Regions from separate parts of the Mus musculus genome. Here region 1 is linked to region 2. A link is a loop called in an ENCODE intact Hi-C map of the cell type or tissue named here. Cell type or tissue: left cerebral cortex. All regions are shown on one strand. Each heading gives the region's core, and the rest is flanking DNA. Links, peaks and the distances in the headings are about the cores only. Region 1 has its middle 4.6 kb from the start of Gm46758. Region 2 has its middle 59 kb from the start of Gm46758.

The links. A loop is a pair of places that touch in the nucleus more often than their neighbours do. Peaks named below come from ENCODE experiments on the same cell type or tissue, not always from the same donor. Only the 100,000 strongest peaks of a DNase experiment are listed, where the experiment ranks them.
Region 1: it touches region 2 in a loop (4-fold over the local background); 9 of 42 quality-filtered maps call a loop at or near these places.

What each region holds. Positions count from the first base shown.
Region 1 is chr2:116,918,632-116,924,009 of GRCm38, reverse strand. No RefSeq gene overlaps it. Among named protein-coding and RNA genes, the nearest start is that of Gm46758, 4.6 kb to the right of the region's middle. In left cerebral cortex, for the core only: a CTCF peak has its summit at 2,616 (motif pointing right); DNase peaks (open chromatin) are centred at 1,059, 1,869, 2,080, 3,274 and 2 more places; H3K27ac peaks cover 2,757 bases.
Region 2 is chr2:116,972,703-116,978,080 of GRCm38, reverse strand. No RefSeq gene overlaps it. Among named protein-coding and RNA genes, the nearest start is that of Gm46758, 59 kb to the right of the region's middle. In left cerebral cortex, for the core only: CTCF peaks have their summits at 1,635 and 2,298; DNase peaks (open chromatin) are centred at 1,580, 2,174, 2,721, 2,861 and 1 more place; H3K4me3 peaks cover 1,447 bases; H3K27ac peaks cover 2,972 bases.

The DNA.
Region 1 (5,378 bases), core at 57-5,056, 54 kb after region 2:
GGTTACCATCGGAAGAGAGAGCCCCATGTGCTGAAGAGCTGCAGGCAGCTGATCTGAGGATAGCTATAGTCAAACAACTGTAAGAAAATGAATTCTGTCAACAGTGGGAGTGAAGTTGGAAAGTAGATCTTCCCTAGTGGATCCTTTGATGAGAGGACAGACCAGATGATGCCTTGGCTGTGAGCCCCGAAGAAGTCTCCACTAAGCCTGCCCATGAAAACAGACATAATGAGTATAGGGTGATTTGTGAGCCTCAGTTTGTGGCAATCTGTTATGTAGTATTAGAGCACTAATCCAGAAATCTGGGATTTGGGACCATTATGTAATGTGGCCAGCGCTCTCCAGTTCCCTTGTTCAGGCAGATATCCTGTTTATCAATATGATTTCTACAAAGATAGACTGCACTGCAGTTCAGGTATGGAATTGTTAGCTGTTGAGTACTCTATGTCTCCAGGGCATAATTTTTAGAATGGAAAAAGAAGAGGCAGAGTTCCACTCTGCTTGCTTAATGCTTCTCTAGACACCCTGTTCCAGGAAGCATCCCTAAGTAATCAGAATAAAAATACGGCAACAATGTAACAAGTGCGTCTGTGTCCTGGGGACTGGAGGAGTGAGAGGAAGTGCCAGAAGTTGAAGCGGTACTCAGACAGAGCTTGTGAAATAGTTACAATTTGTCTGACCCACCTTGTAGACAAAAGCTTACACTAGATGTTTCCCCTGATGTTTCTTTAGCCAGGTAACAACCTCGCAGTTCCAGCCTGCTGAATACCACTTCTATTTTGGGAATGTGCCCAGGATCATTCTGTCTTTCTTAGTCATCCCTTTCTATATTTAATGGCCCTTACACTCAGACTTTTGAATTTAGAGCTTTCTTATATCTCTTATTGTTCTGTGAAGACTTGTCCTGTCTCCTATCTGCCACTGAGCAGATGGGGCCACCTGGTGAACTGTATCTCTCCACAGCCTTTGGCATGCCTGTCTGTCTAGTTCCCCCTCATTCTTGACTGACTTCCGTGGGGAGGAAGAGCTGGACATTACCCCCCCACACACACACACACGGAGTCCTCTTTGCTTCCTCTGAGGTCTGACTTTAATTTTAAATGCTGTGCCCATGAGTCAGTGGGCAGTCACTAAGATGAAGAATCGTGTGTCAACTAACCCACCAGGCTTATCTTGGAAGACCTGCAAGTTTCCTCTTTAGGGGAAGAAACCAATTTGAAACCAATTTGGGAAATGGGTGTCTAGTATCCTGTACTGGAAGATTGAGACACCATTGACATTTCTATCACCCATGGCTCACATGAGTAATGTCATCAAAAAACGAAACTCTGGTTTTCTGAGGCTGGAGTCAGCTGTGTTTCTTCCTACATTCACACCAGAAGCATAGCCGAGGAATAAAGAGCAGATAAAGTAGATGTATAGGGAGGCTATTGTTTTAGGTTTGCACGCCATACAATGATCGCTTGGACTTTGTCAGGGGCAGGGAAAGTCTTCCCACAAATTGGGTTTCACAGATTCTCTTTGCATCTATTTTGCATATTATTTAAAAGAAACCTAGTACTCAGAACAAACAGAACCGCAGGGAGATTTACAGATTAAAAAGGGCCCCTGTTTTCTGTTGTTAATTGTTATATAATGGTTAGCGAGGGATTTCTTCCTCTGGGAAGCTGGAACATGGTGTTGTAAAGATGTCCTGCTTGTTCACTGCGTTGCTTGGTCTCTGCTTTATTAGTAGATACCCTTGATTTCTCACACGCTGCTCTGTAGCTATGCATCTTGGCTATTGGCAGGAATTTTCTGAGTGGCAGTTGTTTGCCTGGTGGCTGGGCTTTGCAATGTCCTGGTCCTTGGTCTTGAGTTGAGACTATCCCTTGGTTAGCTCTTCTTTCTGCATTTGTAATGTCAATACTTTCTACATTTTTTTTTTTGTATCTGTTAGTTTTTTCATCACTCTGACCATCTGCCTGACAAGAAACAACTTAAGGGAGGAAGGGTTTATTCTGGCTTGTGGTTTTCGGGGCTACAATCTCTCATGGCAGGAGAGGCATAGTAGTGTGGAGACATGTGGTAGCAGGCACAGTGAAAACTTACACTTCCAGAGACCAGGATGTAAAGAAGGGGAGTGTCAACACTCTGCTTTCTGCTCCTCTTTTCATTCAGTTATGGATCCAGGCGACGCAACAGGGCTGCCCACACTCAGGGAAACACTTCCCACCATCAGTAAATCCTTTCTGCAAATACACTAACACACACACCCACAAACACCCTCACCCTCACACCCACAAACACCCTCACCCCACGCCCACAAACACCCTCACCTCACACGCACAAACACCCTTCACACCTGCAAACCTTACACTCACACCACAAGCCTTACCCTCACACCCACAAATACCCTTCACACCTACAAACCTTACACTTACACCCACAGACACATTTGCTTCATACCCACAAACACACTCACCCTCATACCCATAAATTCCCTTCATACCTACAAACCTTACACTAACACCCACAAGTGAGCATAGGGTACTTAATGCTCCACTTGTTTTCTTTTAAAGGTGTGTGCGTGTACTCGTGTGCATGTGTGTGTAATGTCTGCCATGTGTTTTCTAGTACCATTAGAGGCCAGAAGAGGGCGTCAGATACCCTGGAACTGTAGTTATAGCTGCTATGCAGGTACTAGGAACCAAACTTGTCCCCTGTGAGAGTAGAAAGCAGTCCTACCTAACCTCCCTACATACTGTCTTAACACTAATAAAAAACTGACTATCACACACACAGAAACTTAGCTAGCTGTTTTACATTAACCGATATGAATTATGGGATGTTCTGTGGAACAAAGTTTTAAATAAATACTGTAAAAATGCATATACTGTTAAAGGGATAAAATGAGACTGAATTGATACCGAACATTCTGCTGGTTTCTTTCCTCCTAAATATAGCTTGTACCAGACAATTTTCATAGCATTAGGCCTGCCTATTCCAGTTCATTCTGTGCTATTACTTGTTGTTCATGTGCTAAATACCACATTAACACCTCTGGTATTTTCACAAGGAACTCCAGTGACTTAGCTCATTTTCAACCCAATTCACCTCAAAAGGATGCATGGGTATTAGACTCTTTCAGTTGTGTTGGCCTTTGGAATTCTCCTTGCTAGTGTCTTGGTTCGAGTGCTTCTTAAATGAGACAGATGTAAGGGAGCATGTGTGCCAGTTGTTCTGGTTTGACTCAGCATTTTTCATTCTTGCATTTATCTGACAACCCTGTCACTTTGTTTTGTGCTCACCACTGGCTGGTTACCAAGAATACAAAGATGAATAAAACATTAGTCCTGGCCAGGAAGAACTCCCAAAGATGGAAAGAGTCATCTAAGTACATAATTATACCATGATACGAGCGCTCCATTGGGAATAGCACTGAATCATCTTGGAGGAGTCAGAGAAGGTGGCATTTTGGTTAGATCAGGATTTATTGACGTGTAGGAGTGAGAGGATGACGTCACAGAGGTGATTTGTAAGTTGATAAATAGCACCTAGGTGTGTAAGCATATGTCGAGTTTGGAGAATGGTGAGAAGTTAGGTATGGCTGGAGGAATGTGTGTGTGTGTGTGTATGTTTGTTTACATGTGCATGTGTGTATGAGACAGATTTGGGGTAAGGGAAGTTTGGAAAGGGAGGGAAGGGTGCTGTAAGTTAAGTATGGAGTTTTGACTTGACATTGTAGTAACAGGGGTAGGTAATGAATGGTACATGGATGAGACTGTAGATGGGAAAGATGGATCAAAGGGATGCTGTGTATGAGTCAGCTAATGCTGCCTTCAGGAGGCATCATCATGTGGTCTTTCGATAATATTGACCGGGAATAAGCTCCTTCAATTGGACTGACAACTGATTATGCCAAGTCAAAGGGAGGGGAATGCAGAGGAAGGGCTTCAGCTGAGAAACATTGTAGAGGTCACTTTGTGAAGTTTTGTGACTGATGGCCTAGGGGACAGAAGTGAGAGTGGCTGCAGCCTCCTCTCCTTGGGAGACAGACTCATTAGTGAGATTACTAACAAATACAGACAATAGGATCACTGCGGAATTTTTAGCTAGGAAAGATAAGGAGAAGCCTAGAGCATCTGACATCTCTGTCCCGTCTTCTTGTTCTCCTTCTCTGTTTCTTGCCATGGCTGGAGCGGATTGCACATTTATAGGACACTTTGTGTTCACTTCGTACCGACCCTTACTGTCCTGCTCTTTACCTTCTGCCTTTGGGTATGCTGGGTTCAAGAATTAACACTATCAGTGCAACCATCAGTCAATGGAGGAAGGATGAAGGCTTGATGCTCCTGTTTCCACACTCTGGGTGGTCCAAGGTATTCTCATCCCTTCAGGTGTTCTGGCAGAAACAGGGACCCCACAGCACCTCTTTATTGGCATTCTGTTCTTCCTTTTTGTCTGTCTCTTTCTCATCTGGTACTGTGTTTCCCTGAGATAATCTCTCAAGCAAACTAACTATGTTACTTCACGTTTCTGTCTGTACTTTTTAGGAACACCAAGCTAAGGCAGGTCAGGATACGAAGACTAGTTTGATTTGGGTTGCGGGGAGTCTGTGGTTTCCATGTTCTCTGCTTACATTTTTAAAAGCTTGGTTAAAGAGTGTCAGTGGAAGTCCTTTTCCTTATATCTAAATATTTGAAAGTCATTAGTCAAGTTACTACATAGTTAAATAAAATGCTGTAGTCTCCCATGTATCTGCATATATTTGAATGTATATTCTTGGCTTCCCTTGAGTTTCATGCCAGAATTACATGAAAACACTCAGGCCACCCCCCCCCCACCTCTATTCCCAATATCTGCTTTGGATAGAAGCCTATAGGAAGAATCTACCGTCCAACACAGAGCTACTTTCATACCTTGGGGTATATGCAAAGTGGCTCAGCTTTCCCCCAGAGGAATCACCTAGAAAGGAAAACTGTGAAGGCTCCAGGTGGTACCTGGGTACAGCTATAGGTGAGGCTTGGGCAGACCCTTTAGAACATAGACACCAGGGGCCCTTTGGCAGCTCTTAAAGTTATGAATCCATAGGATATCCTGACAGTTCTCTGGTACATAACATGGACATTAGTCTTAGGAAGTTAGAACTTGGAAGTCGTGCCATATGGATTGTCAGGGAACAGCAGGAATAAGTGGATTCAGCTAGGAAAGTGAGGGGGATTGAGTAGAGGTCTAAGAAAAGCGCCCTGGGGGTGTCTAGGGGGGCAGAGCTGGGAAAGAGGCTTTGGAAGTGACTCAGTGTTTCATCTTGACATTTAGCAGCAGTTTTATCCTTCTAAACTAAAAAAGGGAAACAAACAGATTCCTAAAGCATCGTGGTAGAGTGGTCCTGTTCT
Region 2 (5,378 bases), core at 131-5,130:
GACTGGGGACAAAGCAGGATTACATACAGGTCCTGGCTTTATAGTCATTGGGGTTAGTGACTGGGGCATGAATTGGTTCTTAAGAGCTTTGAGGGGTGACGTCATTCTGTATTTCCATCTGACCACTCATTACTGCTCTAATTACTTTCCAGTGTTCTCTTGTCCCTTCTGCCATGATGACTGGCGACATTTGAGGCAACCACTGTGGGATGAATGAAGAGACACCATGTAGAGTTTCCAGAGAATACAGGATATATATATATACATATATATATATATATATATATATATATATATATATATATATGGGTGAGCAGTAACTCTTTGTTATAAAGAAAATCTTGCTTTAAATTAAGCTTAATGCTGTCTACCTGACTTGATATAAATGATAATGAAGAAAACGTGGAGGTAAGCATTTACATGGGCTGGCTCATTTAAATCCTCACAAGAACAAAAATGGCTTTTATTTCCTCTGATTAATAGATGAGGAGTCAAATAACTTTTCAAACCTCTCCCATCTTGGAAATGGTAGGCCTGAACTTTGAACTCAAGGTTTCCCTGACAGAAAACCAAGGAACTATTATTTCCAGAGCATTCCTTGGAAGAGAAAATGCTAAGGCAGCCTAGGGAGTGGTAATTAATTTAGCACTTTGCATTCCGGAAGAAGCATTCCCGGGTAAATCAAGTCCTCTGTCAGCTCACCCCTCTGGGTAGGATGAGGTGTTCTCTCACCGGCAACCTGGTATCCGCCCAGAGCCTCCCGGTACCCGGGTTTGTTGCCCTGTGGCTGTGTAAACAACGTCTCTGCCTGGAAGAGCTCAGAGTCAGTTTTGGCCATTTAACCTATGTGTGACCCTGAAAATGTGAAAATGTTAATCTCAGTCTCTCTCAGCTTTGTTTCCTTTTTTTTCAGTGAAAGGGAGGAAGCTATAGAATCCAGTTCAGAGCCTACTGTGAGGAATTAGGGAGGCCCTGTGTAAAGCACTTGGAATTTTCTCTCCCCACCCCCATACCTTCAGAAATAACGAGTGCAGAGTCACTCTATCTGCTTGTGAACATTTTGAAGGTTTTCATTCCCCTCGAGAGGAAAGAGGTCTGTTTTGGAGAGAGGCCAGTGGTGTTCAAAATGCAGGAAGTAAAAGAAACATAGGAGCAATTCCCTTGCACTGGAGGAGAGCTCTCTTTTAGTATAAGCAGAAAAGCAAATTGACTTGGTGAATAATAATTTTTCTTGAAGGTTTTTTTTTTTAATTGTTGTGTTTTTTGAGTTTTGTTTTGTTTTGTTTTTGTCTTTTACTGAGATGAACCAGCTTCCGCCTGAGGTGAACAAATCCTTTCCCCTCTCAGATCTTATCGTTTCTTATCTGGAAGATGGATAGATTGGAGCCAGTCTCTCCAGTGTCTGGTGGCTGTTTGATCCTGCCATGCCCTGTTGCATCCGCCCGGGAGGAATGTGTCTGGAGCCTGTTTCTGTCTTGGGCTGTGAAACTCAGCCTGGAGGGGCTTCCTCAGAGTGAAGGAAAAGTGACCTAGCCTCACTTCTGTTTGACGTTAGAGTTCTGTAGCTTTCTTTGGTGGGGGGGTCTAACACGTGGGACCAAAGGAAAAGCGCATGGAGTCTGCAAACAGTTGTGGAACAAGTGCGTTTCCCCGCAGGCCAGCAGGGGAGAGGGAAAGGAAACAAAACAAGACAAAAAAAAAAAAAAAAAAAAACCACACACACACACACACACACACACACACACACAAAAGATGTTTATTGCAAAGCTACAGTCCCAGACTAACCTGGAGGGATGTTTGAATTCTGGAAAACCTTATGGATAAGCCTCGCAATTATGTACTTAGTCACAACCAGAGGGGAGGAACTTTGAAGGCACTGAATTGAAGAGACACAAAAGTCAGGAAGTGACCCTTTCGTGGGGACTGCAGAGGCCACAGAGGAGAAACAAAGTCCCTTCACAACCAGGGAAGACGGACCGTACCATCCCGGGGGGCCGGAGTGGGGAAGAGGGCGGTGGAAACTGACATCCTCGCTCTCAAGGAGCCGGCGAGGACACGGGATTTCCCGACTGAAAAGCCTCAGTGTTCGCCTGTCCCCGCACAGCCTCTCCCCCTCCGTGGAGGCCTGGGTCCGGCAGCCCGGGGGCGCCCTGCATCACCGCTCTGTGCGCGGGCGGGGCCGCGCTCCCCGGCCTGGAGATGGATGGCGTGCCCGAGCCAGCCCATCTGCGGCCGCGGCTGGTCCGGGAGGAAGCCGTCCCCGGGGATGAATGGGGCTTTGTTCGCTGCCAGCCGCGCTCCCCTCGCGGCCCGGCCCGGCACAACGGAGGCAGTATGCGACAGGCATGGAAATGAGCCGCGGGCTCTCCCCTCGCAGCGCCCAGGAATGCTGGCCAGCCGGAAAGGAGCCCTCGCTGGGGACCCGCTCCCGCGCCTCTGAAACCCCATTGAGAAGGGCTCTTTGAAGCAATTAAAGCGCGTTTCACGGCGGCCCGGGAGGGGGCCCTGGCCGTCCAGCTTCTCTTTTTACCCCTCTTCTCTGTCCGATCGTGTTTGTGCACCTTGGTGTGGCGGGTTACCTAGAAACCAGGCCAGAACCCGCTCCCTCTCTTGCAGAGATTCTGTAACCTCACAAAAGTGTCCCCATAAACAGATTGCTTGTCACCAGGGGGCGGGGGTGTGTGCGGGCTAGAACCCAGTTTGGACTTGCTCCAAGCTGACCTGCAGAGCCTGGGTTCCTGCTTTCAAAGGCTTCTTTGCTGGGCTCTGCACCCACCTGCCCTGCAGTCAGGTTTAGGCAGACAGAAATTGCCTCTAGATGAAAAAGTCCTGAGGCTGCGGCTCAGCATTTTCCATTTTCTCAGTGGTGGGGTGGGCCGCGTTCAGGTCTAGAAGTGATGTCACAACCAGCCCTGTAAAGTGATGTAACCTGCACTTGTTGAAGGACTAGGACCGGGCTATTTTGAGACTCTTGAGTTTCTTCCTTCCCCCCTGGAGAAAAGTGGGTGACTGGGCAACTCACAAAGCCGCTCTGGGTACAGCGGTTCTCATTTGTTACCGGGGAAAATCTTAAGGCTCAGGAACTGATTCCGTGAAGAAGGATGGAATTCCTTCTAAATTGGAGGTGGGCACCTTATATATATACCCATGGGGCAAGTGTGTGAACTGAAGGCCCAGTAACACCCATATAAAAAGATTTCATTGAGTTCTCTAGTTGATTTTATAGTGCTTTCTTTCCTCTAGGAGTTAAGTCTGTCTCTTCCCCAGCAGGTGCTTCCTAGAGAACAGGATTCTTTTGTTGTAGCTTTGCTTTGTTTGTTGTGTTTCTGAGACTTGGTTCTTGAATTTCCCTCTGTGGCCAAGAATGGTGGTATATTCCGGATCGGCCTGCCTCTACCTCCCAAGTGCTGGAGTTCAGGCGTGTGCTGCCTTGAGCATCATGATCTCTTTGGGGGGGGGGGGGTTGTTTGTTTGTTTTGTTTTGTTTAGAAGTATGGGAAAGGTTCTGTGTTCAGAGCAGGTCCTTAACAATACTTATGCTAGGCAAATACATTCAATGAAGGAGCGAATGAAGTCCGATCCTCTGTTTTGTTTGTTTTGTATAATTCCAAACGAGAAGTAGAAGTAGTGAGCACAAGGTGGTTCCTGGGCAAGGAAGACGTTGAGAAGTTTGAAGGGAAGGTTCGGGAACATTTTTGAGAGCACAAACATGCCTCAAATGTTTCCTGAAATGACCCAGAGGAGAGCAGGCACTCAGGTGGGGGACTCATTCTTTCCAAGTTTGGGGTTGGTTGGTTCTGGCTAACATGAATCATGTTTTACGTCAGTGAGGAGTGTACCCCGTCCATCATTCACTCTTTAAGCATGCCATGGAAACAGGATGGTCAGTCAGAGTCATGGTTGTGCGTGGTAAGCATCATTGCGGCTCATGTGCTACTCCAGTGTCTCCATGGTGATTGTTACCTGGGGCTTGGCTTATACTTCTATTAGGATATTTTTTCTTTGGGGCTTGGAATATATGATTTTTTTTTTTTCTGCACACACCACACACACACACACACCATCAGTCAGGAAGCAAATGAACACAAGATGGAAGAGGAGAATGCCCTACCTGAAGCATAATCCCAGCACATCTCTCTCTCTCTCTCTCCTCTCTTCTTACACACACAGATCAAGCAATGGGTAGTCCACTTCAAGAATGGTGCCCCAGTGTTTCCTTATTTACTAGGGCATAGTCTGACCACCAGCAGGTTGCTGTACACAATAACTTCCTTTCTTATCCTGGGGTTTCATCTGACGGCCATTCTGGTCTCCATTTTGCTTTTGTATAGACAGCCTCTCTGACAGCTGAGATCCTCTCAGCTTCATTCATTCTCTTTAGCCTTGTAGACACGACTGGCCAGCACAGCAAAAAGCCCCACAGACGAGGTACCTGGGCTAGAGCACAGGCCACACACTAGCAGTGCCCCTCACACAGAGACCTGGTGAGTGCTCTAGAAATCAAGTAATCCTGTTCCTTTCTGCCTTTCAGCTTGGTCATGAGCAGGCAGTGGTCTTAGCAAATATTAACAATCCAAATGTCAAATGCTGTGTGGTGGTACACACCAACAATCTTAGCACTTGGGAAAGTGGGTTGAGAGTTCAAGGGTTATTCTTAGCTACGCAATGAGTTTGAGGCCAGCCCAGGGACACTCAGAAACTCTGTCTCAATTACTCTAAAAGGGTTAAATAACAAACATAAATATGACCACTAATCAGAATTAAGATTGTTTCTTCCGTCTCTGTCCCTGAAAATCCTTCAGGCATCTGGGGTTCTAAAGCCAGGGCAGCCTCAAGTGAAGTGAGCAGACTGAATAGAGAGACAAACACAAAGTGCCCTTTTCAATCTGATAAGCTCACAGAAGTTCTGTCACACATTGCCATTTTTTTTTTCCAGGAATGAATTATTGGGTTTTTTTTTTTTTTTGAGCCTTGTAATTTGTCCATTAAGTAGAAAAATGCCCAGAAGACCTCGCTTTTATTTACCAGCTGACCCGCGACCTTAATGAGGCTTCGCTAAAGGGTAGGATGGAGAGTTTTATTTGTCTTTGTCTTGTGTTTGGGGTTAAAAAAAAGAAGAAGAAGAAAGAAAGAAAAAGAAAAAGAAAAAAAGGAGAAGCTGCCTCATTCAACAGTCTTTTGGTCCCTAAAATAAACCCCACTCCCCCTAGCAGTGCTATTTACTCAATCTCCGGGCTACTAAGTGTAGGGGTGGTCCTTGTTGACTTAAATGAGTCCCTGCAGCTAGGTGGGGCTCTCTGGAGTCCTTAGTCATGTGAGGTTGCCAGGGTAACTTAACGTCTCCAGCGCTGGAATGCTTTAAGACGTACAAAGAGGAG